Regions from separate parts of the Homo sapiens genome. Here all the other regions are linked to region 2. Evidence: read pairs that join two places in POLR2A ChIA-PET (ENCODE). Cell type or tissue: OCI-LY7. All regions are shown on one strand. Each heading gives the region's core, and the rest is flanking DNA. Links, peaks and the distances in the headings are about the cores only. Region 1 has its middle 22 kb from the start of LINC01827. Region 2 has its middle 6.2 kb from the start of SLC39A10. Region 3 overlaps DNAH7 (dynein axonemal heavy chain 7).

The links. ChIA-PET counts read pairs that join two places held together with the same protein. Peaks named below come from ENCODE experiments on the same cell type or tissue, not always from the same donor. Only the 100,000 strongest peaks of a DNase experiment are listed, where the experiment ranks them.
Region 1: POLR2A ChIA-PET joins it to region 2 with 6 read pairs; 16 of 35 experiments call an interaction of 5 or more read pairs at or near these places.
Region 3: POLR2A ChIA-PET joins it to region 2 with 6 read pairs; 2 of 35 experiments call an interaction of 5 or more read pairs at or near these places.

What each region holds. Positions count from the first base shown.
Region 1 is chr2:195,591,511-195,602,304 of GRCh38, reverse strand. No RefSeq gene overlaps it. Among named protein-coding and RNA genes, the nearest start is that of LINC01827, 22 kb to the right of the region's middle. In OCI-LY7, for the core only: no CTCF peak of the experiment used is centred there; no DNase peak of the experiment used is centred there.
Region 2 is chr2:195,645,632-195,656,425 of GRCh38, reverse strand. It overlaps a transcript of SLC39A10 not described here. Among named protein-coding and RNA genes, the nearest start is that of SLC39A10, 6.2 kb to the left of the region's middle. RefSeq lists an enhancer at 6,064-6,143. In OCI-LY7, for the core only: no CTCF peak of the experiment used is centred there; DNase peaks (open chromatin) are centred at 5,695, 5,975 and 6,585; H3K4me3 peaks cover 1,671 bases; H3K27ac peaks cover 2,319 bases.
Region 3 is chr2:195,907,471-195,911,470 of GRCh38, reverse strand. It overlaps DNAH7 (dynein axonemal heavy chain 7), which reads left to right. Exons shown (of 65, transcript NM_018897.3): 25 at 1,276-1,444. Among named protein-coding and RNA genes, the nearest start is that of DNAH7, 160 kb to the left of the region's middle. In OCI-LY7, for the core only: no CTCF peak of the experiment used is centred there; no DNase peak of the experiment used is centred there.

The DNA of each region.
Region 1 (10,794 bases), core at 3,613-7,612, 54 kb after region 2:
GGGTGTGGTGGGTAATCCCAGCTACTCGGGAGGCTGAGACAGGAGAATCACTTGAACCCGGGAGGCGGATGTTGCAGTGAGCTGAGATCACGCCATTGCACTCCAGCCTGGGAGACAGAACGAGACTCCGTCTCAAAAAAAAAAAAAAAAAAAGAGGCTGGCACTGAAGTGTCCTCCCAGGACAACCCAACATAATACCTAAGTATAAGAGTTATAGAGAACCCATAGTACTATAGCCATAGTACTATAGACTTGCACCATGATTTATAACCCCGTGTTTTTTTTTTTGTTTTGTTTTTGTTTTTTGAGATGGAGTCTCGCTCTTGTTGCCCAGGCTGGAGTGCAATGGCACGATCTCGTCTCACTGCAACCTCCGCCTCCCAGGCTCAAGTGATTCTCCTGCCTTAGCCTCCCAAGTAGGCTGGGATTACAGGCTCCCACCGCACACTCAGCTAATTTTTGTATTTTTAGTAGAGACAAGGTTTTACCATGTTGGCCAGGCTGGTCTCAAATTTCTGACCTCAGGTGATCTGCCTGCCTCGGCCTCCCAGAGTGCTGGGATTACAGGCGTGAGCTACTGCACCCGGCCTATAACCCTTTTTTTTTTTTTTTGCTTCAGGAAAAGTGTGTGTTTCCTCCTCTTGGCATCTTAAGGAAGACAGAGAGTCTGTGCTGGCTTTCTAGCTCAGTGGCACGGTGCGGGGACATCTGGCCAAGGGAGGGGCAGCCTGGGCGCCCCCTTGCCTGAGTCCTCACACAAGCCCTCACTTCTTCCAGCAAGGGCTCCTACAAGAGGTCTCTGTCTGGCACTGATGGTCCTCAAAACTATGACTAATGGTCTCCTTCTCAGGTTCTCAAAACTGAACGGTTCTTGTTAGATTTGGAATGATTCTCCTTCATACCAGAGCAGAATCATTCTTCCTGATTACATAAAACAAGGCACAAAGAAGCTCTTTGGGGTTGTAGTAAGTGGTGGGAGTAACAGGAGAAGAAATAGGAGAGAAATGTAGGTAACCACGAGCTAAAAACAACAGAATGTCAAGTGATTGTTGGCATACTCAGAGCAGTATCTAATTAAAATATTTCAGGAGGTAGAGGAAAGATTTTTATAGAGAATCAAGTTAAGTTAGTTTCAATAGGTTTAACAACAACAACAACAATCCACATATAATATTCTCTTGGCTAGCTGTCTTATATATTAAAATCTAGAATTATGCAGATACTTTCTCAGGCTAAGACATGTTTTGGCCTAATTAAAAACATCTCAGACTAGCACACACACAGGACTCTATGATTTTAAAGATAGCACTCATACTTAAGGCAAGAACTAGCAAAACTGGCCAGACTTGATTTCTAGCAAGGTTTTCTTGGAGGAAGTTAAGAAAGATAAAGAAGAAAAAGGTCTCTTAGAGAATTGAAATGACAGCAGAGCTGGACATCAATAGTGTGCAAACTTGACATGGATTAATTTGGATGCACCAATTAAGAAAAATATAACCCTGGCCAGGTGCAGTGGCTCACACCTGTAATCCCAGCACTTTGGGAGGCCGAGGTGGGTGGATCATCTGAGGTCAGGAATTTGAGACCAGTCCGACCAACAAGGTGAAATCCCGTCTCTGCCCAAAATACAAAAATTAGCCAGGCGTGGTGGCACGTGCCTGTAATCCCAGCTATTCGGGAGGTTGAGGCAGGAGAATCACTTGAACCTGGGAGGTGGAGGTTGCAGTGAGCTGAGATCGCGCCACTGCACTCCAGCCTGGGCAATAAGAATGAGCGAGATTCCGTCTCAAAAAAAAAAAAAAGAAAAGAAAAAAGAAAAATGTAACCCTCCTGCCACATTTGAAGACTGCACAAATTATAACTCTAGTTAATACGTTTTAAAATTCTAAATTAGTCACAATCCCAATCCAGAGATCCTGGTTTCTCTACCAAGCTAATATATTTATAGTAATTTCAAGGGTATTGTAAAAATCTCAGAATAAAATTAATATTGATTTGCCTGAATTTTAAAAAGAAATAAACACGAAATATAAGTTTGTGGGGGGATGGTGAGGTTACTCTAAAAAGACTGATAATCTCTACTGCAAGAACTACCATTTTTATTCCTGGGCCACAAACATGGCTGACAGCTCTTTTGCAGAGTTATGCAAAGAAACAAAAGCTTTGTAAAGAAAGAGTGCAATAAGAAATTTGCAATCATTCAAGAATGTACTTATGATATAAAAATTTCAGGGCCATGCAACCATAAAAAAGAATGAGATCCTGTTCTTTGCAGGGACATGGATGAAGCTGGAAACCATCATTCTCAGCAAACTAACACAGGAACAGAAAACCAAACACCGCATGTTCTCACTTATAAGTGGGAGTTGAACAATGAAAACACATGGACACAGGGAGAAGAACATTACACAACAGGGCCTGTCAGTGGGTGGAGGGCAAAGGGAGGGATAGCATTAGGACAAATACCTAATGCATGCAGGGCTTAAAACCTAGATGACGGGTTGATAGGTGCAGCAAACCACCATGGCACGTGTATACCTATGTAACAAACTTGCCCGTTCTGCACATGTATCCCGAAACTTAAAGTAAAAAAAAAAAAAAAAAAAAAAATCAGTGCCATCTCTCTTTTTTTTTTTTTTTTTTTTTCTGGTCTCAGTCCCTACCCATCCTCAGCTGTTTACCATGAAATCAAATTTGTACTGACTTGCCATATACAGATTTGAGGGCTTTTTCTCTGGTATGTTTTCTTTTGGAACAGTATTGAAAGGCAGCTATCTCTTGAAGTTTAAATAATCAGAAATACAGTAAACGCTGCAGTGATAGACCTAGAAATGCAAACTACATGGCCTTTCAGCTTAATACTCATATGCAATTGCTTGGGTGCTAGTGTAGATACACTAATTACATTCGAATTATTCCTCAGCCAGCCTAATCTTTAGAATTCTCGGTGAGGGTGAAAATGAAAATCGTCACCATAATATAGATCATTCATTCACACAACAAATATTTGCAAAGAACCTACAGTTCTAGGTGCTTGGGATACAGCAGCGAACAAACTGTATCAATACTATCAAACAACTTGAACTAAATGACATATATAGAACACTCCATGCAAAAAATAACAATTCGCATTTTTTTCAGCATAAATGGAACATTCAAGAAGTTACATCAAATTTTGGACTTAAACATATATCAATAAATTTGTAGGAATTTAAATTTTAAAAAAGATGTTCCCGGCCGTAACGGAAGGAAATTATGGGGTTCAAGACATGTTAGCCCAAAATATGGTACCTCGACATTTGAGAAAACAGCAGAAGCAGGAAGCCTTCTCTTCCCATCACTCTTCTCCTCTGAGGCAGGTCATAAGACTCTCATTACAAGGGCCCTCTCTTGCTAAGTTCTCCCAGTTTATTAACATTAGTTCATACTCCTTTTGTCCTCCAATCATATTTTCCCAAAACTGTTCACTTTTCATCAAACCTAAGCATGAATATATACGGGTTTCCCTGTTTCCTTGTTTCCGTAATGAATGTACTCATGTCACACAACATTTATATTGAATAAATGTGTATGCTTTTCTCATTAATGTCTTTTATTTTATTTTATTTTTTGGAGATGGGGGTCTCCCTCTGTCACCCAGGCTGGACTGCAGTGGCACAATCATGGCTCACTGCAGCCTTGACCTCTTGGGCTCAAGCAATCCTCCCACCTCAGCCTCCTGAGTAGCTGGGACTATAGGCATGCACCACCATGCATGGCTAATTTTTTTATTTTTTGTAGAGACAGGGTCTCACTATATAGCCCAGGCTGGATTCAAACTTCTGGGCTCAAGGGATCCTCTGCCTTGCCAACACACCTGGCTCTTAATGTCTTCTGTTATAGGGGTCTCAGCTATGAACCTAGCAGTGGATAAGAAATCTTTCCTTCTCCACAGAAACGAGGTATCAATAATTTTCAAGATACATGGAAAATCCTCAAATATTTGAATTAAGCAACGTACTTCTAAATAGCACATGGTAATAAGAAGAAAATACACTTATGTGAATACAAATTTAAAATACAACATATTGGGCCTGGTGTGGTCACTTACACCTGTAATCCCAGCACTTTTGGAGGCCGAGGTGGGTGGATCACTTGAGCCCAGGAGTTCGAGACAAGCCTGGGCAACATAGTGAAACTCCGCGTGGTGGCGGAAGCCTGTTGTCCCAGCTACTTGGGAGATGGCGGTAGGATGATCAGTTACACCTGGGAAATCATGGCTGCAGTGAGCCGTGATCGCACCACTGCACTCCAGCGTAGGTGATAGAGCAAGTCCGTATCTCAAAAAAAAAAAAAAAAAAAAAGTTACGTTATGCTGCCAAAACAGTGTTTGGTGAGAAATTTATAACATTAAATGCTTATGTTAGAAGAGAAGAAAGGTTTAAAATGAATGCACTAAGCTTTCACATTAAGCAACTGGAACAAATTAAACTTAAGGTAAACAGAAGGATGAAAAAGGATAAAGAGTAGGAATTAATGAATCAGAAAATGGATCATAATAATAAAAGTTGAAAAAAAATTAGAAGCTATATACATGACCAAAAACTTCAGTCTAATCAAGGGTAAAATTTGTTTGCAACATGTTGCTAAATTGATTTCTCACTTGCTAAGAAAATCTATAAAATCCTATCATTTCTTTCAAAAGAGGATGTTTGAAAGCAGCAGCACATTCATATTTAAAATTGAAGTAACATAGTTACAAAAAAAATAAAATGGAAGAAGCAAACAGAAAAAAAGGAACAAATTTAAACACTTTATTGATTGGTAAAAACACTTAAGAGAATAAGAAAAATAAACCAAGAGAAATGATATTGTTCAAAAGTCAAAAAGAAAGACATATATAAATCAAGAGGAAAATAGCTTTAATCTCCTAATTAGGAGGCAGAAATAGAGAAAAAAATCCAACCAGATGGGCAGGGCTCTGAGGGCAGCCTTATTATTGGATTTGTGGCTGCCAAATAGTGTAGGCCATTTCCAGAAATTGGGTTCTATACTGTAAGAATTTAGTATCTAGAGATGTGACATTAATTAAATATCAGTTTTTGCAACAAGCCCTATATTCAGAAGAGACTCCCTAGCTTCTGCAGAACACACTGCCAGCCAACATATTAATAGTTGAGGGGTATTTCTTCCATTTCAAGATGACAGCTGCATTCCTTTCTTTGGCAATTAGACTTTCAACTCTCTGGGGAATGAAGATTCTTTGCAGATTTGCAACAATTATCTTAACTTGCCTTGTACTACTTTACTGTTGCTTTGCACTGCCCCCGCTGATCTGCTGGTCAGTTCTGCTACTCATGCCTGATGAAGCTATTGTAAAAGATAGAAGAAACTGAGAAGCCCAGTGTGTTGACTTAGGACATTTCATTTTCTCTTTAAAAGCAGACATCCTTGTAATCTACGCCCTCGTACCATAACTTTTCCTTCTATTTCTGTAACTTATTAAACGAAGGCACCATGCATTGAATGATTTTTCATACCAAATGATCTTGATAGATGCTCATTCCTGAAGTACCTGCTGTATTAAATATTTAAGGGCAAAAGATTCTGAGAAGGTACGACCTTGGCAGAACGTCGTTCAAGCCTAATGAAAATGAGCATATTCTTGAAAATGCTACAGAGCATACACAGAAGTAAATAATTCCAATGCAATGAGATATTTCCCTCAGCAGTTTGTGAGGCAAGTGAGATTTCTGAAAAGCATTGCCAGCTTGTGGGGAATGGCACAGAGATGAAGATTGATCCTTTACCTGTATCTGCATCCAGTGGGACTGAACAGCCCACAGCACTTGTGGGCAACGGGTTTCAAAGGGGCTATGGGTGCAAGAGGTGGAGCCAAATGCAGGGCTTTAAGAGACTGTTAAACTCACTTCCAGGAGCCTCATCTCACAGAACGACTGTGACGCTGATGCTGAAGCCATCAACTAACTCCACCATTACCAGAGTTGTTGCCCAAAGAATGCTTCAAAGGGGCTAAAGAACCAAGCCATCCAATATTTTGGCTAGGCTATATTGCTCAACTTAAATGTGTTCTAAGGTCATCGTTTGCATTCAGCTGAGTTGTTGTGACTAGTTTGTGTGAGGTTATAGCACATTCTTATAATTTCGTGTTGCCTTGACACCCATTTTGAGTATAAGCTGGGCTTTCTCATACCAGAAGCAAGACTTCCTCATCCTTGACAGTTTTCAGTTCTCTGTCTCTTCCCAGTTCCTCAGTGTGCTTGATCCAGATGTCTTATCGGCCTCTTGCTGTCCACCTCCCTATGGTAGAGCTAAATGCAATCTGCTTGACTCACCCCACTGACCCCACACCCTGCATGGACTTCACAGATATGCCTCAATGACCATCTTAGTCCACAAGTGCCTCCGTGGAACTTGTGCCTGCTTGCTCTAGACTCACTGATTAGAACGCCGCACTGGAAACCTGCTCAGGTAACACCCTGGACCCCAATAAAGGCTTTAGCCCTCTTGTCTTTTCTCTCCTTCTCTCTCGCTCCCCATCAAGCATGTGTGTCCTGGATGGGCCCCTACTTTGCATTTCCCCTTCCAGGCATGCAGCCCTCTTCTTTTCGGACCTGTAAGTAATAAACTGCTTCTGTTATTTCATGTGTTTTGTTGAGTGGTCTCCTCTGTGTCTTACCTGGCTGACACAGCTGAACCTAACTTCTTTCCTGATCAGAGCTCTCCTAGAGATTGGCTTTCTTACAAGATTAAACAGGACACAGGTCAGATGAGAGCCACAAGTTTCTCTGCCAATATAAACAAGTTTCCTGTGAGAGGGACACCTGATCAGAGGTTGGACACTTAGACATTAGGCTGTCCACTATCATAAAGAAGTATCCTGTGAAAAGCACCCTGTAAACATCCACAACCACCATCCCTGAAGCCCCATCAGCGCAGGGCTAGAATTTATAGTCATTCTCCAGAGAGACACCTCAAGACCAAATTTGAAGAAAATACGAGACATGTCAATTAATTTGTTGTTCACAAGTTGTAAAATTGGCATAAATGTTTGAAGTTTACTTAATACATACACAAGGGTGGATTCATAGCTTTCCTTATATTCATTTGCATTCTACAACTCTGAGTGTGAAATGAGGGATTTCAATACAGCTAGGAATTCCTGGAATTGTATATAATCTCGGGCACACCCAAGCAAGCATTTACCCCCTACTAACATCACCCACTATGTGCATCAGCAAGATAATTGAGAAGCAGTCTGATAAAGCTGTCGTACTATTGTAAATTCAATTGTTCTGTTTTTTGTTTGTTTGTTTGTTTGTCTTTAAAAAAAAAAAAGATTACCTAGGACCCAAGAAAAAGTACTGCACTCTTTAGGCTCTAATAGTGAGATAATAAACTTGGCTAAATTAGAATTACAACTAGATTTTTAATTCAAAAGAGTATCTTTCCTCTGTTTAAAGGAAGCTGGTTATTATTTGCCCAGAAAGATATTCTTATGGCTTCTTCAGTTAATCAAAGATGAATTAAGTCTCAGGAGACACATATCTAAATGCTTCCTTCCTTTTGTCATTTTCCCAGAACATTCAACCTCAGACAGTTTGACAAATAAGGTCAGAACTTGAACTTGCACACATTGATCATTAATTCTTCTGAAAGAAAATCGCTAATTAAGTGACAGTATCTTTAGAGTTTACAAATAGTGGAAAATAAGGCATTTTGGTTTCTGATATGAAAAAGGACACCTATCAGCAAATATCACTGGAAAGTTTTCCATTGTTTTTGGAAGAGATTACTCTTGTTTTCTCTTTCAGTATCTTATCTTCCTTCTTGTCAAACCTACCAACTCTGGTCTCTACCCTTTCAGTTTCTATATCAGGACAATGAACTTGCATAAGAATAGCTTTCATTAGTGGAGTATTAATGTTTTCTCTTTAGATAACTCAGGCTGTAACTTGACAATCAATAGCGGAAGTAATGATTTAGATCAGAGGTCGGCTAGCTTTTTCTCTAAAGGGTCAGCCTGACCTTTTAGAGAAAAGCTATATATATATATATATGTATTTTTTTTTTTTTTGAGATGGAGTTTCACTCTTTGTTGCCCAGGCTGGAGTACAATGGCGTGATCTCAGCTCACTGCAAACTCTGCCTCTCGGGTTCAAGCGATTCTCCTGCCTCAGCCTCCCCAGTAGCTGGGATTACAGGCGCCTGCCACCATGCCCAGCTAATTTTTTTGTATTTTTAGTAGAGACAGGGTTTCACCACGTTGGCCAGGGTGGTCTTGAACTCCTGACCTCAGGTGATCCGCCCGCCTTGGCCTCCCAAAGTGCTGGGATTACAGGTGTGAGCCACCGCGCCTGGCCCAGGTAATAAGTATTTAGGCTTTGCCAGCCATGTGGTCTCTGTGGCACCTACGCAACTCTGCCCTTGTCACACAAGCAGTCCTAGACAATGTGTAGACAAATGAGTGAGGCTGTGTTCCAATAAAACTCTACTTATAGCTGAAACTCAAATTCCATATAATTTTTATATGTCAGAAAATATCCTTTTGATTTTTTTCAACCACCGAAAAGTACACAAAACATTCTTAGCTTGCAAGTTGTAGAAAAACAGGCGATGACCGGATTTGGTATGTGGGAAGTAGTTTGCTTACGTTTGACTTAGAATCACACTAACCTATACTTCACCCTGTAATTGCTGTAAAAAAAAAAAAAAGAAGAAAGAAAGAAAGAGAGAGAGAGAGAAAGAAAGAAAGGAAAGAAAGAAAAGAAAGAAAGAAAGAGAGAAAAAGAAAGAAAGAAAACCAATCAAAATGCCATAAACTAAGTCTAAATAATTAAATAGTAATTTGGGGTTTTCATATTGCACTGTATTACACTGTTTGTATTGGTCCTCAGGAATCCCCGGGAGACTGCTTGAATTGTGTCTTTTAAAAATTTTCCGTAAAGTACTAATTGTGAGAAACGTAAGGGAGTCTAAGAGGGCATAGTTGTCATGAAACTGGCCTGCCGCAAATATAAAATTTCCTTCAAGTTCTATGTTTTGTCTTAAATGTTGTTGTAAATTTTCCATTCTATTCCATAATATTTCCCCTCAAATTTTCTAGAAAAGCTAAAAAAAAAATGCCTGTTTGTACAGATTCTTATGCTTACAGAGAGATGTGGTACTTTAATTTGAAAAGCCAAAGAGGCAAGCTTAGATAATAGCATAATCAAATAAAATTAAAAGGAAGGTAAAAATCTAGTTGCAGGGTCCTATGTATTTAGTTAAATAGCTTCTACCAGGAATAATTGTTCCTGGTAAACTGCTGCAATGACACCGTTTTTAAATGTAGCTTTTCTGTAAAAGAGGAAAAGAAGTATAATGCGATTAATATGTATAGAAACAATGACTTCAGAATGAAAAGAATATAGGAAAACAGTAGGATCAAATGCGCTGAATTGGAGTCTTCCATAAGTAACCAAAAGGACAACAAAGAAGCTAATAGCAGATAGCTTCAATTCTAAAAGAATGTACATATTTTAATTACCAAATAGCTCCAATTGCTTTTGACTTTTAGGTTCTTTCTTTTAGCCCTGCAATTTAGTGTGAGTCTTCTCCTCCAGACTTGGCAAGACTTACCGGTTGACTTTTTTCTGTTGTTTTTCACCCAAGACACCTACTTTTTCAAAAATTCAAACCAAAACCTTAAATCGGTTTTGATCCACTTCCAAAAGACTCTTCTGTTACTCGTGTGTGTGTGTGTGTGTGTGTGTGTGTGTGTGTGTGTTTGTAAGAGGGAGACAGGATCTCGCTATGTTTCCTGGGCTGGTCTCAAACCCCTGGGTTCAAGCTATACTTCTGCCTCAGCCTTCAGATTAGGTGGACTACAGATGTGCGCCACTGTGCCCCACTTCTCACCCATTTGATGCAAGCAGTTGATATTCTCTTTTAAGAATGTATCCCGAAATTGTTCCCTAAAGCTCACAACAGTCTTGTACCCTGGTGAGTTACCATGGTAACCCTCAGATTAGCTTCTGGAAAACAGTAACAAGGGTTTTATCCTATTTCCATCACTACATTACACAGCCTCATCCTGCCCTTTGAATCCTAACATGAGATCAGTGCTAATTTTTCTGCTTCAACTTCTTTTCTTTGAAGAGGTGAGATTAGGGGAAGAGGTTAACCTCTCTCTCCTTGAAATGACTACAATCAAGGAAAGAAACTTTGCCAAAATCCTGGAGTTAGCATTTTGCTTTAAAGGGTAGTTTTGACTTGGCTTTTGAATTTTTTGTATTAAATACTTTTTCTTTTAACCCAATGGATGAGTAAGTTAAATCTAGGGTTATGTTTTACAATATTGGGCACTCTACCTTCACGGATTTACAAATGAAGCCACAACCAATTAACTTTGGAAGGTCGCTGTCTTGAGAAGAATTTGGAATCCGACTATATACATTGCTTTTCCACAAGCCTTTAGTGGCTAAAGGAAGCAAGGCAAAGCATAGCAGAGCTAGAATAAAGACTTTCCAGGTATAGTGGCTCACGTCTATAATCTTAGCACTTTGGGAGGAGGCACGAGGATCATTTGAGCCTAGGAGTTTGAGACCAGCATGGGCAACGCAGTGAGACCCCATCGCCACAAAAAAATAAAAATAAAGGCTGGGCGCAGTGTCCCACACCTGTAATCCCAGCACTCTGGGAGGCCAAGGCAGGCAGATCACCTGAGGTCAGGAGTTCGAGACCAGCCTGACCAACATGGAGAAACCCCCATCTCCACTAAAAGTACAAAATTAGCTGGGCATGGTGGCGCGT
Region 2 (10,794 bases), core at 4,089-8,088:
ATCCCGATCCAGCCAAGCAGTTCCATGGACTTGTGCCTACACCGTGCTCATTCTTGCCCTTTGCTCACGCCATACATCCCATCTAAATTGTCTCCTCCCCTCTTAAGCAACCACCAACCCACATTTTCTTAAAAGGTGACTCTGGACGTCTTATTTTTGCTTCATTACTCTGCTTCCTGGCTCTTACTTAATCCACATGTTGAGGCGTATCTGCATTCCGCCTGGGGTGCCTGTGTTTCTATATCCAACCAGAATCTACTTAACACAGCGAGTTCTGGGGGTGCCTTACTGGTGTCTAGTAGAGAAAATAAAACCATGAACAGCAGTAATCGCAGGCTTGACTGTGTGTCAAGTACTCCACATATATATTAATTTAATCACCATAACACGGTGAGGTAGGAAACTGAGGCACACAAGACTTTAACTTGCCTGGTATCACAGAGCAGGTAGAGAAAAGAGTTGGGATTTCCAAACCCATTCAGTATGGACGGCTAGGTAGTCCCGCTAACCTGCATATTATACCTTCATGAAAGAAGGTTATTTTTTGTTTTGTATCTCTACAAAAAACATCCAAAACAACGAAAATGGTGCTTGATAAATGCCTACTGATTGCCATACGTAGTTCAGAACACTGAACTACTCATATGCCCTTTTCCTTGTTTGGAAAGCCAGAGCATGGACCTCACTCCTGCTTACAAAGGGAGAAGTCCTGAGGTGTGGAGAAAAGAGATTAAGCCTGAGTCCTAGTTTCAAGTCTCACCATTGCCACTAAATGTGAGACAATAGCTGTGGTCCTCAGATTCATTGATAAATTAAGGGGATCGTTTTAAATATATTCTAAGGTTCATCCTAGAACTAAAGTCCTTAGAGTTCATAAAATCATGATAGTACATCCTTTGTGTGCAAAGCATAAGAAGCTTCCAAATTAGCTTGATATTTTATGGCTCATACTTATTTTATTGAACACATTATTATCAACACCCTTAAAACATACATAACCTTTCTTTCAAATATCAATAAGATATAGCGCTTGCAGTCCTTACATTTTAGGGCACCTACACTGCTTTTTTAGTTATGGATATACAAGGCTAATGTTCAGCTGGTACACACAAGTACGGCTGAACCAACTAATCAAATACTGAAATACTTCAATGCAAGTTGGTTAACAGCTGCAACTCTGAGTGGTATCCCCCCATGCTTCTCACCCCTGTGCCAGTCCTTCCTCTCAAGATTCCCCAGACCTCCACATTTTAGGAACTAGTGGGTTAATACCTGGCTAAGATAGAGCCCTTTGGACCCAGCTCTTATTAGTCACTCCCATTCTACTTGGTTGGTGCCTATTCTTTACTAATTGTTACATATTTTAAATGTCATCCCTATAGAAAACTATGTGGTAAGCAACTTGAAAATAGAGACTGTGTCTCCTAACACTTTTTAAACTCACCCAAACATTTATTTACTTTCAAGTGTATACACACTGATTTGGGCAGATTTTCAAGCAAAATTATCAGATAGAATAAATGATTCTCTGCATACTAGCATATTACTTTTCCTACTGAGAAAAGGAATCTCAGAAAATGACTTGCAGGCTTACACAAAATCACCTGCTGAGTCAAATAATGGACACTACAGCAACAATATATGAATTTCATTTTATCTTTACCAGTTTTATATATAAGAAATATGTTAGGGTAAAGACTTTCTAATATGTTATAATCATAAAACTTTCTGAAAGTGTAAGACATTTTCTTTTTCCAGCCACCTCACTTGATTCATAAAGAAGCTCATCTCAACTATAAAAATAGTATAAATGATTTTCAGTACCTGGGGGAAAGAGAGGTACTGAATTATGTGTAAATGGTTTACCTTTCACTGTTTAGCTTATTCATGCTGCTTCAGCCACAATATTAGTTCACATATCTAAAATTTCAAATGTGACCAGTCTACCTTTGTGAGACATGATATAGTAAATCCAAGGGTCTTTTTGCCCCTCAGAGGATTTGAAAAGAACCAACTATTAATACAAAAGAGGAAATAAGAAACCTACTTCATACCCCAATCTTTAGCAGTGGCTGAAGGAAGTCCATGTCATAAACCTGGGTTTCCCTCTTACAGAGGAGAAAATAGTCATCATACACAACAAAATTAAGAGTCTTTAATGAAATCTATAAAGAACATGACTAATTCTGCCAGGCGTGGTGGCTCACGCCTGTAATCCCAGCACTTCGGGAGGCTGAGGTGGGCGGATCACCTGAGGTCCGGAGTTTGAGACCAGCCTGTCCCACACGGAGAAACCCCATCTCTACTAAAAATACAAAATTAGCCAGGCTTGGTGGCACATGCCTATTATCCCAGCTACTTGGGAAGGCTGAGGCAGGAGAATCGCTTGAACCTGGGAGGTGGAGGTTGCGGTGAGCCGAGATCATGCCATTGCACTCCAGCCTGGGCAACAAGAGCAAAACTCCGTCTCAAAAAAACAAAACAAACAAAAAAAAGAACACGACTAATTCTAAGAAATCAGGCCTTTCAAACTCACTTGTTCTTTCCGTGATTCAAGATTAGTAATAACCAATGATAAAGACCCCTTCCTAAATTCATCTCCAGTTTAAACTGTTACTTTTACATGGCCTAAAAGTTTACTTTAGACAAAGCTATGCCTAGAGAGGCTGTGAACCAAAAATAAAATTTTAAGCCTCCCAACTAACTGAATGGTCACTTCTTCTTTGCCAAGGGCATTCCAAAGTTAACCTGAAACACTAGTACCAGGCATGATGGGAATGGATGGTTAAACATGCCTCATTATATTCTCCTCACTTTAAAATTCAGGCACAGGCCGAGTGTGGTGGCTCACGCTTGTAATCCCAGCACTTATGGAGGCCAAGGCGGGTGGATCACCTGAGGTCAGGAGTTCGAGACCAGCTGGCCAACATGGCAAAATCCCATCTCTACTAAAAATAACAAAAATTAGCCAGGCATGGTGGCGGGCACCTGTAATCCCAGCTACTCGGGAGGCTAAGGCAGGGAGACTCGCTTGAACCCAGGAGGCAGAGGTTGCAGTGAGTTGAGATTGTGCCATTGCACTCCAGCCTGGGTGACAGAAGAAGACTCTGTCTCAAAAAAAAAAAAAAAAATTCAGGCACAGATGACCAGTATTAACATTAAAACAGACCTTAAGACTGATGAAAGAGACTTTTTGTAGCAATGATACCAACATGACAGATAGCAGGCTCTGAAAGAATTCTAAGTATTTTTCTCCAAAATATATTTCTTTGACATGTTTTGAAATGGCCTTGCAAAACTGTCTCTTGTGGGAAACATCTACATTCTATAGAGCAGCAGTCCCCAACTTTTTTTGGCACCAGAGACTGGTTTCCTGGAAGACAATTTTTCCACAGATGGGGGTGGGTGGGGATGGTTTTGGGATGAAACTGTTCCACCTCAGATTATCAGGCATTAGTTAGATTCTCATAAGGACTGCACAACCTAGATCCCTCACATACACAGTTCACAATAGGGTTTGTGCTCCTATGAGAATCTAATGCCACCATTGATCTGACAGGAGGTGGAACTCAGGCAGTAATGCTCACTGCCTGACACTCACCTCCTGCTGTGTGGCCCCGTTCCTAACAGGCCATGCACCCGAACCAGTCTAGTGGCTGGGGGACCCCTGCTGTAGAGAATCCCCTTCCCTTTCCAAGTCTCTTCCCTGATCCAGGAGAGAATTAACTGAGTCTGGCGTCTTTTAAAGTCTGGTAAGAAACACAATTTATTCTCTCTGAAGCCTGCTAGGTGGAGGCTTCATCGGCATAATAAGAACCTTGGTCTCCATAACCCCTTATCTTTTTTTTAAAATTTTCTTTCTTTTTTTTTTTTTTTTTAAGATGAGTCTCACTCTGTTGCCCAGGCTGGAGTGCAGTGGCGAGATCTCGGCTCACTGCAACCTCTGCCTCCCAGGCTCAGGCGATTCTCCTGCCTCAGCCTCCCGAGTAGCTGGGATTACAGGCACCTACCACCACGCCCAGCTAGTTTTTGTATTTTGGGGGAGAGACGGGTTTTCTCCATGTTGGCCAGGCTGTTTTCAAACTCCTGACCTCAAGTGATTCACCCGCCTCGGCGTCCCAAAGTGCTGGTATTACAAGTGTTAGCCACCACGCCTAGGCTAAATTTTATTTCTTTTCTGACTACTTATCCCCAAGTTCTACATAGCCCCTTATCTTAACCCAGACACTCCCTCATATTGATTCCAGGTCTGTAGATAAACTATTTCAACCAACTGCCAATCAGAAAATCTTCGAATCCACCTAAGACCTGGAACCAGCCCCTGCTTCCAGTTGTCCCACTTTTCTGGACCAAACCAATGTACATCGTACATGTATTGTGTCTTATATCTCCCTAAAATGTATAAAACCAAGCTGTTGCTTAACTACCACCTTGGGCACACATTCTAAGGATTTCCTGGGGTTGTGTGACAGGCCATTGGTCACTCATGTTTGGCTCAGAAAAAAATATCTTCAAATAAGTTACAGAATTTGACTCTTTTCATTGATGAAGTCATTAGGAGTACAAGGAAGACTAAATTATATTGCTGTACCAATGTGGTGGGGTGTGGGGATATTAAGTACCAGAACAGGTGTTAAGATTTGGAAAAGGGGGCCATGGGCAGTGGCTCACACCTGTAATCCCAGCACTTTGGGAGGCCAAAGCGGGTGGATCACTTGAGGTCAGGAGTTCAAGACCAGCCTGGCCAACATGATGAAAACCCATCTCTACTAAAAATACAAAAATTAGCTGGATGTGATGGCAAGCGCCTGCAATCCTAGCTACTTGGGAGGCTGAAGCAGGAGAATCGCTTGATCCTGGGAGATGGAGGTTGCAGTGAGCCGAGATCATGCCCCTGCTTTCCAGCCTGGGTGACATGGCAAGACTCTGTCTCAAAAAAAAAGAGATTTGGGAAAGGAAGATGTCAGCAATATGTAGGTAAAATTCCAAACTGAGGCCTCAAACTTAATAGCTACTATTCATTTTTAGAGACTATTTCAGCCTGGGGATTGAAGCTCCAGCTCTAAAACTGATGCCAGAGATATTTAAAGGATACAAATTATTTCCATTATTCGAGACCTGTGGCACTGTGTAACATCTAACACGGCAAACACACTGTCAGAATGGGGAAGTTGGACCCATGCGGTAGTCTTTTTCTGATCCCTGAGAAATTATGGCTCTACCATCTCATTTTTGGCAAGCTCTAAAGACTAAGGTAGGATAAATGGGCCTTTAGAAGTCCATGGGAGTTCTCACTAGAGGAGCACAGCTCCCCTTATACTCCTTTCTAAATAAAAAAAAAAAAACATTTTTTTTGAGACGGGGTCTCATTCTGTCTCCCAGGCTGGAGTGCAGTGGTGCAATCACAGCTCACTGCAGACTCAACCTCCCAGGCTCAAGCAAAATCCTTCCACCTCCCACCTCCTTCGCCTTCCCCACCCACAGTAGCTGGGATTTTTTTTTTTTTTAAACTCCTTTCTAAAGAGCAAAAATTGCATATCTGGGAAGGCCATCCTCTTCCACAGACCCCACCATTTTGAGATGGGCACACGAAGGCAGGGAGAAATAAACCAATACAACTCTGGTGAGGGACAAACTTGTCTGATGCGCCTGAGATCATTCTGAATTGGTAGGCTTGTGCAATAAAACCGAGTTTCAGGCTATTTGCAGAGACAAAAATAGATTGGAGAAATGAAACAATTGACACAAAAATTTAAGCAACTTCTCACCCAGGGGAGAAAAATTAACTTTTTTATGATCTGCCTACATGATCCTAACCTAAGAATAACCAGAACCCTTAGTTTAAGGGTTTGTATTGCCATGGCAATACAAATAAAAGGTGTTAGCATTAGGCATCTCTCCTGGAAGACAGACAATAACAGAGAAGCTTAAAGCCTCTGATTGACCATGGCAAGTCCTTTCGAAAATACAGATGAGACCAGGCTCAAGAGAAAGAGAAAGACCTACTCAGAAGAATGAACAAAAGCAAAAAACTCAGAGCCAGAGCCAGACTAACACGTTGACCACACATTTGCCCACGTCATAGTGCCATGAAGACTTCTCACCCTAAACCAATTTTTTTCTTTTCTTTTTTTTTTTTTTTTGGAGGAGGAGTCCATCTCTGTCGCCCAGGCTGGAGTGCAGTGGTGGGATCTCGGCTCACTGCAAGCTCCGCCTCCCGGGTTCATGCCATTTTCCCACCTCAGCCGCCTGAGTAGCTGGGACTACAGCTGCCCACCACCATGCCCGGCTAATTTTTTGTATTTTTAGTGTACTTGCCAATTCCTACAATTACACAGTTAGCATTTCATCCCTGGGCCTTGAAACCGGAAGAACTTGGAGGGAAATTGCTACAGTTGTATTACCTATTTATACCTCCGTGAGAATATATTTTCCTTAGGTTTTTTCTAAAGAGGAAGTTCTAAGAAAAGAGAAAACACGGTTGTCTAGATTCTTGAGGGTAGTGTGGTACAAAGGGAAAGAAGAAAAACTGTAGACAAATTGCTAACTTCTCAATCTTGCTTCCAGGCAAGCTCATTCACTCACAGAGTAGTAAGATGAAGAAAAACAGGTGTGGTAGGTAGCCATTTTAGGTCGTTTGCAACTCTACTGGCACAGCAGAAATTGACTTTTCAGAACATAACTCCTAGTCCAAAGGAATTAGAAAAAAGTGGCATAAATATCCACATGAATATGGCAAACTTCAAAAGTATTTGTGGGTGATTACACTTCAATTTAAGGAAAACTGTCAACATGGAAATGAATTAACAATAAGTTACCACGTAAATTTTTTTAAAAAGGCTCATTTGTTAAACTGGTTGAAATTAATACATCCATTTTAAAATGTCATCACATAAGATCAAATTTCAAATTTTGCCTAAGGCTTTAATTAATAAGGTGACCCATTTCACACCTGACATTTATGAAAATAATCAAGTACATCTTCTAAAATCAAGACACACGTGTTCTGTCTTAGCAAATACTGCTTACCTTTATTTCTTAAAAAATATTTGATGGCAACAATGCAGCAAAATTCTAAATATTAGGGAAGGCAAGAAATGAATTGTCAAAACAAGAATAGCTTGCAGGGATTTCTGAATTTTTCTTGTACTATTTCTAGGTAAAGCTTGGATTATATTTTGTATTTCATACAATAAGCCACTTTCACATTCTTCATAGAATCCCATCTCTTCTTTCCAGCACATATCTTTTTGTTGTTGTTGTCATTCTTTTTTTGTTTTGTTTTTTCAAGCACACGTCTTTAGAGAAGATTTGGAAACTTCCTAATGTTTCATGAGAAATGCTTCTGGCAGTGCCCGGTGGTTAGCGACCCATCATGCTTGGCTTTTTCTTTCTCATAGATGATCTCACCTACAGCCTCCAATGATTTCATCACACCCAAGTTTCATTTTAATTACAACGACAGTTGCTTTCTCTAAGCATTTATGTTTTACAATCTTCCTTCCCACCCTAACCACATGAAGCGGTATTATTTAAAATGTGCCAGGCACCATTTAAATGCTCTAAATGGAACTCATTTAATTCTACAGTAACCCTCTGAGGTGGATATTACTGTGTCTATTTCACAAATGAAGAAAACTGAGATGGTTACATAAAATATGGCAGAGCCAGGATCCCAGGCTGGCTCTAGAGTCTCTGTTCTTAACTCTTACATTATCCAACCTATTTTTATTTTTGTTTTTTTGAGATAGGGTCTAGCTCTGTTGCCCAGGCTGGAGTATACAGTGTCACTATCTCTTGGCTCACTGCAGCCTCGACCTCCCAAACTCAAGTGATCCTCCCACCTCAGCCTCCTGAGTAGCTGGGACCACAGGCATGCACCACCATGCCTGGCTAATTTTTGAATTTTTTGTAGAGACACAGTTTCATCATGTTGCCCAGACTGGTCTTGAACTCCTGGGCTCAAGCAATTGGCCGACCTCCATCTCCCAAAGTGTTGGAATTACAGGTGTGAGCCACCATGTCTGGCTGTTTCTTTTTTAAATTACCAACATTTTCAGAGGAAGTGGTATAGAAATTCTTGCAAAAATAGTGACCTGTGCACAGTCTTGATATAAGAAGCCAGATAAGGGCCGAGTTCAGTAGCTCACCTATAATTCCAGCATAGGCGGAGGCCAAGATGGGAGGATCGCTTGAGCCCAGGAGTTCAAGACCAGTCTGGACAACATAGCGAGACCTCTTCTGTACAAAAAAATTGTTTTAAAAATTAGATGGGCATGGTGTCACACACCTGTGGTCCCAGCTACTCGGGAGGGTGAAGCAAGAGGATCACTGGAGCCCAGGAGGTGGAGGCTGCAGTGAGCCATGATTTTGTCACTGCATTCTAGCCTGGGTGACAGAGTGGGACCTTGCCTCAGTAAATTAATTCATTAATTAAATGAAATCCATTTGGAGGATTAAAGGTACATTTACTTTTCAGTCCTTAGATTTATATGACTCTACATCCTCTATAAGTCTGTCTTGGAAAAAGAGACACATAAATATTAAGGGATATATCTTTAAGCAAAAGTTTGTGCTTCTCAGTTAATAGGGTTGCTTTAAAAAATAGAAAGTTTGTGTTTTTATTGTGTGCAAGCCACTCTGATAAGTAACTGATACAAGGGTGAACAAATGAGAGGCTGACCCTTAAGTTGCCTGTAGTCTCGTGGTGGTGGTGGTGGTGGTGGTGGTGGATGGTAATTAAAGAGATAATTACAGTATCGCATGGCAAGTGCTATGTTAGATATAGGTATAGCTTGCAACGGTAGCAAAGGCCAAAATTTGGGGATACACTCAGGCTTCCCAAAGGAAGTCACATCTGAAGTCTGACTTATGGATGAGTAGTAGAGTCAGATAAAAGGCTGGGAAAAGAGCAAACAAGCAGATGAATGAGATGAGTGAATGCCTGGTTTTCAGTTTGGGGAAGTGAAACACACAATCTTGTTGTGTGTTTTGGGCATGGGGAGTTGGGAGAGATGAGACAGGACTGGTAAGGAAGGCCTTTGTGTATCACATTAAGGAGCCTGAATGAGTCTGAATGCTACCCTGAGGGCAACAAGGGCCATTGAAGAATTTTCGGTGGGCAAGTGACGTGATCATGGGCAAGAAGGGAAATCATATTATCATACGACTAGGGTGGTAGACAGAATAATGCCTCCCCCATAAAGACATCCACATGCTAATCCCTGGATCCTATGAACATGTAGATTACATGGCAAAGGGTACAAAGGCTGGAGATGGAATTAAAGTTGCTAACCAACTGACCTCGAAATGAACAAATTAGTTTCAATTATCCAAATGGGCCCGATTTAATCATAAGAGACTCTAAAAATGGAAGAGGGAAGAAGAGGAGAGTCAGAGGAAGATAAAGAGAAATGACACTCAGAGAGATAAAATGATGCTGAATAAAGGGAGCCACAAGCTAAGGCAGCAGTCCCCCAACCTTTTTGGCGCCAGGGACCAGTCTCCTAGAAGACACTTTTTCCACAGATGGCAGGGGGATGGCTTCGGGATGAAACTGCTCCACCTGAGATGATCAGGCATTAGATTCTCATAAGCAGTGTGCAACCTAGATCCCTCACAGGCACGGTTCACCATAGGGTTCGTGCTCCCATGAGAATTTAATGCTGCTGCTTATCTGATAGGAGGCAAAGCTCAGGCGGTAATGCTCGCTCACCCTCCGCTCACCTCCTGCTGTGCAGCAGTGTTCCTAAAAGGCCCTACCGGCCTTACCGGGTCTGTAGGGGGTTGGTGGTGGGGGGAGGTGGGTGGGGGGTGAGGACCCCTGAACTAAGGAATGTGGGTAGCCTCTAAAGCTAGAAAAACAGGAAATGGATTCCTCCTTAGAGCCTCCAGAAGAAACGTGGCCCTGCTGACACCCTGGTTTTGGCTCAGTGAAATTCGTGTCAGACCTACAGAGCTGCATAACAAATTTGTATTGTTTGAAGCCACCACATATGTGGTAATGTGTTATAGCAGCAATAGGAAATTAAAACAATTAGGAAACTGTGATAGGGACAACCCATGTGAGAAGTGACAGTGGATAAAGAGAAATTGTTGAACTGCAGAAGTTTCAAGAAGATAGAATTGCTGGGCACATCAGGGTACGCTTAAGTAAATAAAAAAATAAAATAAAAAGAATTGTTGAGTGTGCTGGCTCACATCTGTAATCCCAACACTTTGGGAGGCTGAGGTGGGCGGATCGCTTGAGGCCAGGAGTTCAAGACCAGCCTGGGCAACACGGCAAAATCCCATCTCTACAAAAAATTCAAAAATTAGCCAGGCATGGTGGTGCACGCTTGTAGTCCCAGCTACTCAGGAGCTGAGGTGGGAAGATCGCTTGAGCCTGGAGGTCAAGGCTGCAGTGAGCTGTGATTGTGCCACTGCACTCCAGCCTTTTTTTTGACACAGAGTGAGACCCCATCTCAAAAACAAACAAAGAAAAAAAGATAGAATCAAATCTGAACACCATCTCTTCTAACTTATTTCCTGTGGCTTTAACGTGATCATTAAGCTTCATTTTCAGTACCTGTAGAATGATCAATACTTTGCAGGATATTGTTTATTTTAATTTTTATTTTTTTGATCAAGGTAATACATTAACATTAGCTTTGGAATTCAAATAGAAATACATGCTACAACATGAATTAACCTTAAAAACACTATGCTAAGTGAAATAAGCCAGACACAAAAACACAGACATTATATGATTTCACTTCTATGAGGTATTTAGAATAGGAAAATTTATAGAGACAA
Region 3 (4,000 bases), core at 1-4,000, 260 kb before region 2:
CTGTTTAAATTTTGCTTCTTCCCCATTTTCTTCCTTCTATGTCTCTTAACTTTTCTTACATTCAGTCTCTGTATCTCTTTGAGTAATTTTCAGTGCATAATTTTCTGTTTCCTTATGTTTATTCTGCTATTTAACTTGTTCACTGAGTTTTTAAATTATATTTTTATTGCTAGAGTTTCAAATTGTCTCATTTATAAAATTGGCTTCTGTTTTTCTCTCACAATTTTTTGATGTCTATTGCTTTATATTTAAAATCTCATTTAACAGACCGCCAGGATACCATAGAGAGTAGGACGCCATTTATATAATAACACTCTTTGTCCATTGCTTTTGCCACAGCAAGGCTGACTCCTAACTCTGATCTCTCTCTCCTGTTTGAACTGTGAGCTGGTTTTAGTAGTGATTGTTTCCCCATGCAGTCTTGCATGTTGTCACCCGTGGAGGTGTCCATAAGGAGCAGTTTCATATTTATCTCTGAGGAAGACTCTAGAGTTTTTTTCTGGTTCAGAACAAAATGTTAATTTATCATTTTGGATTAATGTGCCCATGACTAGTAGAAATTTGGACCTCTTTTTCCCTGCACAAATGATACAAGCTTTTCATCAGGCCCCGCATGAAGGATAGGCTTCTTTGTCTCTTCCATAATTGACTCTTCTTTGTCTCTCTCCAGTAGGTTGCTGGAGTGATTTTAGTTTCCATTTAGAGACAAGACAGCCTTTCAAGACTTCTAGATTTATATAGGTGGATCCATTCCAGCTCCCCACATTGCTCACTTCTGAGGGTTTATTTTCTGTTTCTATCTGAGCATAAATATACTCATTTATTTATATACTGATCCCGAAACAATCTTTTAGTGTCTAATTCTCCGGCTTTGCATTCCCTCTTCGTTGGTAATTTTCTTTTCATTCTTTCAAAAATGGCCATGTATTTTAAATTATTATTTGTTTTCTTATCTGTAACATTTCCATATGCTTACAGTTGGCGAATTAGGGGATTCAAAGTCAACTGAATTCTTCATATTGGCCAGAAATCAACATTAAATTTCAAAAGTGAATTTGTTCTCAATGTGGCATATATATAGCTATTCAGAAATAAAATATAATAACAGACAAAGTAATGAACTATCAGAGATTTTCAGAGGTTACTGGGAAGGAAGAAATTATCAAAGAGGAAGCTGGAGGTTTGGTTCTCAATTTAACCTTTTTCTCTTCTTGGCATGTGAATGGAAAAAAAATCACATTATTCTACAAAGAATGTCTATTTCATATGTTTCAGAACCTTATTTGGAGCCCTTCATTTGCACCTTGGAGGAGCACCTGAGGGTCCAGCTGGCACTGGGAAGACTGAAACTACCAAGGATTTGGCAAAAGCTGTAGCCAAACAATGTGTTGTTTTCAACTGCTCTGATGGGTTGGATTATTTGGCTTTGGGAAAATTCTTTAAGGTTTGAATTAACTCCTCATTTCTTTACAACAGGATAACTGATCAGAGATGGTTATTTATGATGCAACATAATTGAATACAAGTAAAAGATTTACTGTAGCTTAAGTAAAAGTAAAAATTGAAGCACTATCTCAATAATTCTTAAAGGAAATAAGGTTATAGCAAAACCCTATTTGCAGAGAATCTCTACTTTCCTCTCCAGTCCCTACTGTAACAAGTCATTATTACTGGTTGGAATAAGTGGTGTCCCTTAAATACATTGGAGCAGATAAGAGTTTGAGAACGATTGCATCGTGTAAAGGTCGTGGGATTCTAAAGACATCTTTAACCTACAGATCTTGTTATTGAGAAGTTATTTTGAGTTAGTAATTTACTTTTATAGACATATTCTAATCAGTCATTTCAGTGAACTTGAAATCTTAAGTTTTATTATTTGTTTTTATTTTTAAAAATTTATTTTTATACATTATAGATGTACATATTTTCAGGTTACATGTGCTAATTTAATAATTCCTAAAGATCAAATCAGTGTATTACTTTTTTTAAATTCTAAGTTAGATTCTTGTCAGTCCATGAGCTTCAAAAGGTAGAATTAGAGATACCAAGTCCCTGCCTATAAACCTATAAACATCTGATTATTTTAGCAGCTTGTGTCTGTAGCCTGTTATTCCTTAAAATGTTAGGTGACACAACTGAACACAAAATGATCCACTTGAAATTATATATTTATTTATGTTTTTCTGTAATTTTTCAAAGCACATTTTATTTTATTTTTATTTCCAATTTTTATTTTAGGTTCCAGGGGTACAGGTGCAGGTTTGTTACATGGGTAGATTGTGTGTTGCGAGAGTTTATCTGGTGTACAGATAATTTTGTCACCCAGATAATCATCATAATAGCCAATAGGTAGTTTTTCAATCCTCACTCTTCTCCCACCCTCCACCCTCAAACAGGCCCCAGTGTCCATTGTTCTTTTCTTTGTGTCCGTGTACATGCAAAGCACATTTTAAAAATTCTAGAATGTTTACGTTTCCAAATTTTCTCCAGAAAAAGTTAACATTAAAAAAGATAAACAAACTAGCAAAATAGAATATACCAACCCTCACCCATGCAGTAAACTGTTCCTGGCTGGAATATGACTGATCTGGAGTTTAATTACTTTCCATTTGTGATACTGGAACAATTAGAATTAGAACTTTTAAAAGCTCAAAATTATAATTAATAAAATATGAAAACATTTAAATGACCAATTAACATTTTAATTCATTCTCTGTAATGATTTACAACCTTGTTGAAATGAGCAATATTCCCAATAGCAAAGATATGGAATCAACCTAAGTGTCCATCAGTGGAGAAATGGATAAAGAAAATGGGGTATATCTATACAATGAAATACTATTCAGCCATAAAAAAGAATGAAATCATGTCTTTTGCGGCAACATGGATGGAACTAGAGGTCATTATCTTAAATGAAACAAGCCAGGCACAGAAAGTCAAATATCCCATGTTCTCACTCATAAGTGGGCGCTAAGAAATCTGTACACATGGCTGTAGAGAGTAGAATGATAGAAATGGAAGGGCGCGAAGGTGGGAGAGGGGTGTGATGAGAGATTAGGGGCAATGTATGTTATGCAGGTGTTGGATACCATAAAATGGTATGGATACCAAAATGGTATGATACCAGTGTATGTTATTCAAGTAAGGGATACCAAATTGCATAGTGACTCAGTCACTATGCAGTCTATGCATGTAGCAAAATTGCACACATACTCCATAAATTTGTACAAATAAAAATATATAAATGAAAGAAAAAAATAACAAAACTAAAGAATTCTACATGCAGTTTGAATAGCCATCACATTATTAAATGTCTAAAGAAATGTCTGGTATATATTGCTCAGTTTTTGAATCTATGTAATGACCGTCTTCATTCTTTTATTTAGAGTCATAAACTTAATAGTATTAAATTTGCTTATTAGTATTTGTAAATAGCTTCTTTGTGTAGGCATTTAGCTGAATAATGGGGGTAGAAAATTAGACATGATTTTTATTATCAAGAATCTCAAAATGTATATAACTGCTTGAATATGACATCCAAAGCATTCTGTTCTCTGTGATCTGTCGCCATGCATTAGAGGTCAAAGTCATTTATAGGGTCTTCTCCAACTAATGAGAATGTACTATTCTTTGACATCCATAGAGTTCGTGTACAATCCAGTGTGGTTCGGAAGAATGAAATGTGTAAAAATCCAAGGTCAGCTGCTATAATCTGTGTGGCTTTGTGCTAATTATTTAACATCTCATATGGTATAGCCTTAGTGTCCTTGCATAAAATATGCATATGAAGTGCTGTGAGTCACGGTTGGCACATACAGTGTACTCGATATAACATATGCATGTGTGTGCTTGCATGCACACACACAATCTATAAAATGTATGTTCAGTACATATTTGTTGAATCATTTGATGTTTTTAAAAGTAGATCTGAATTCAGATGAAACTACTCATGCTTGATTTTCCAGTTTTTCCTTATGATCGAATGGCACATATCTGTGAG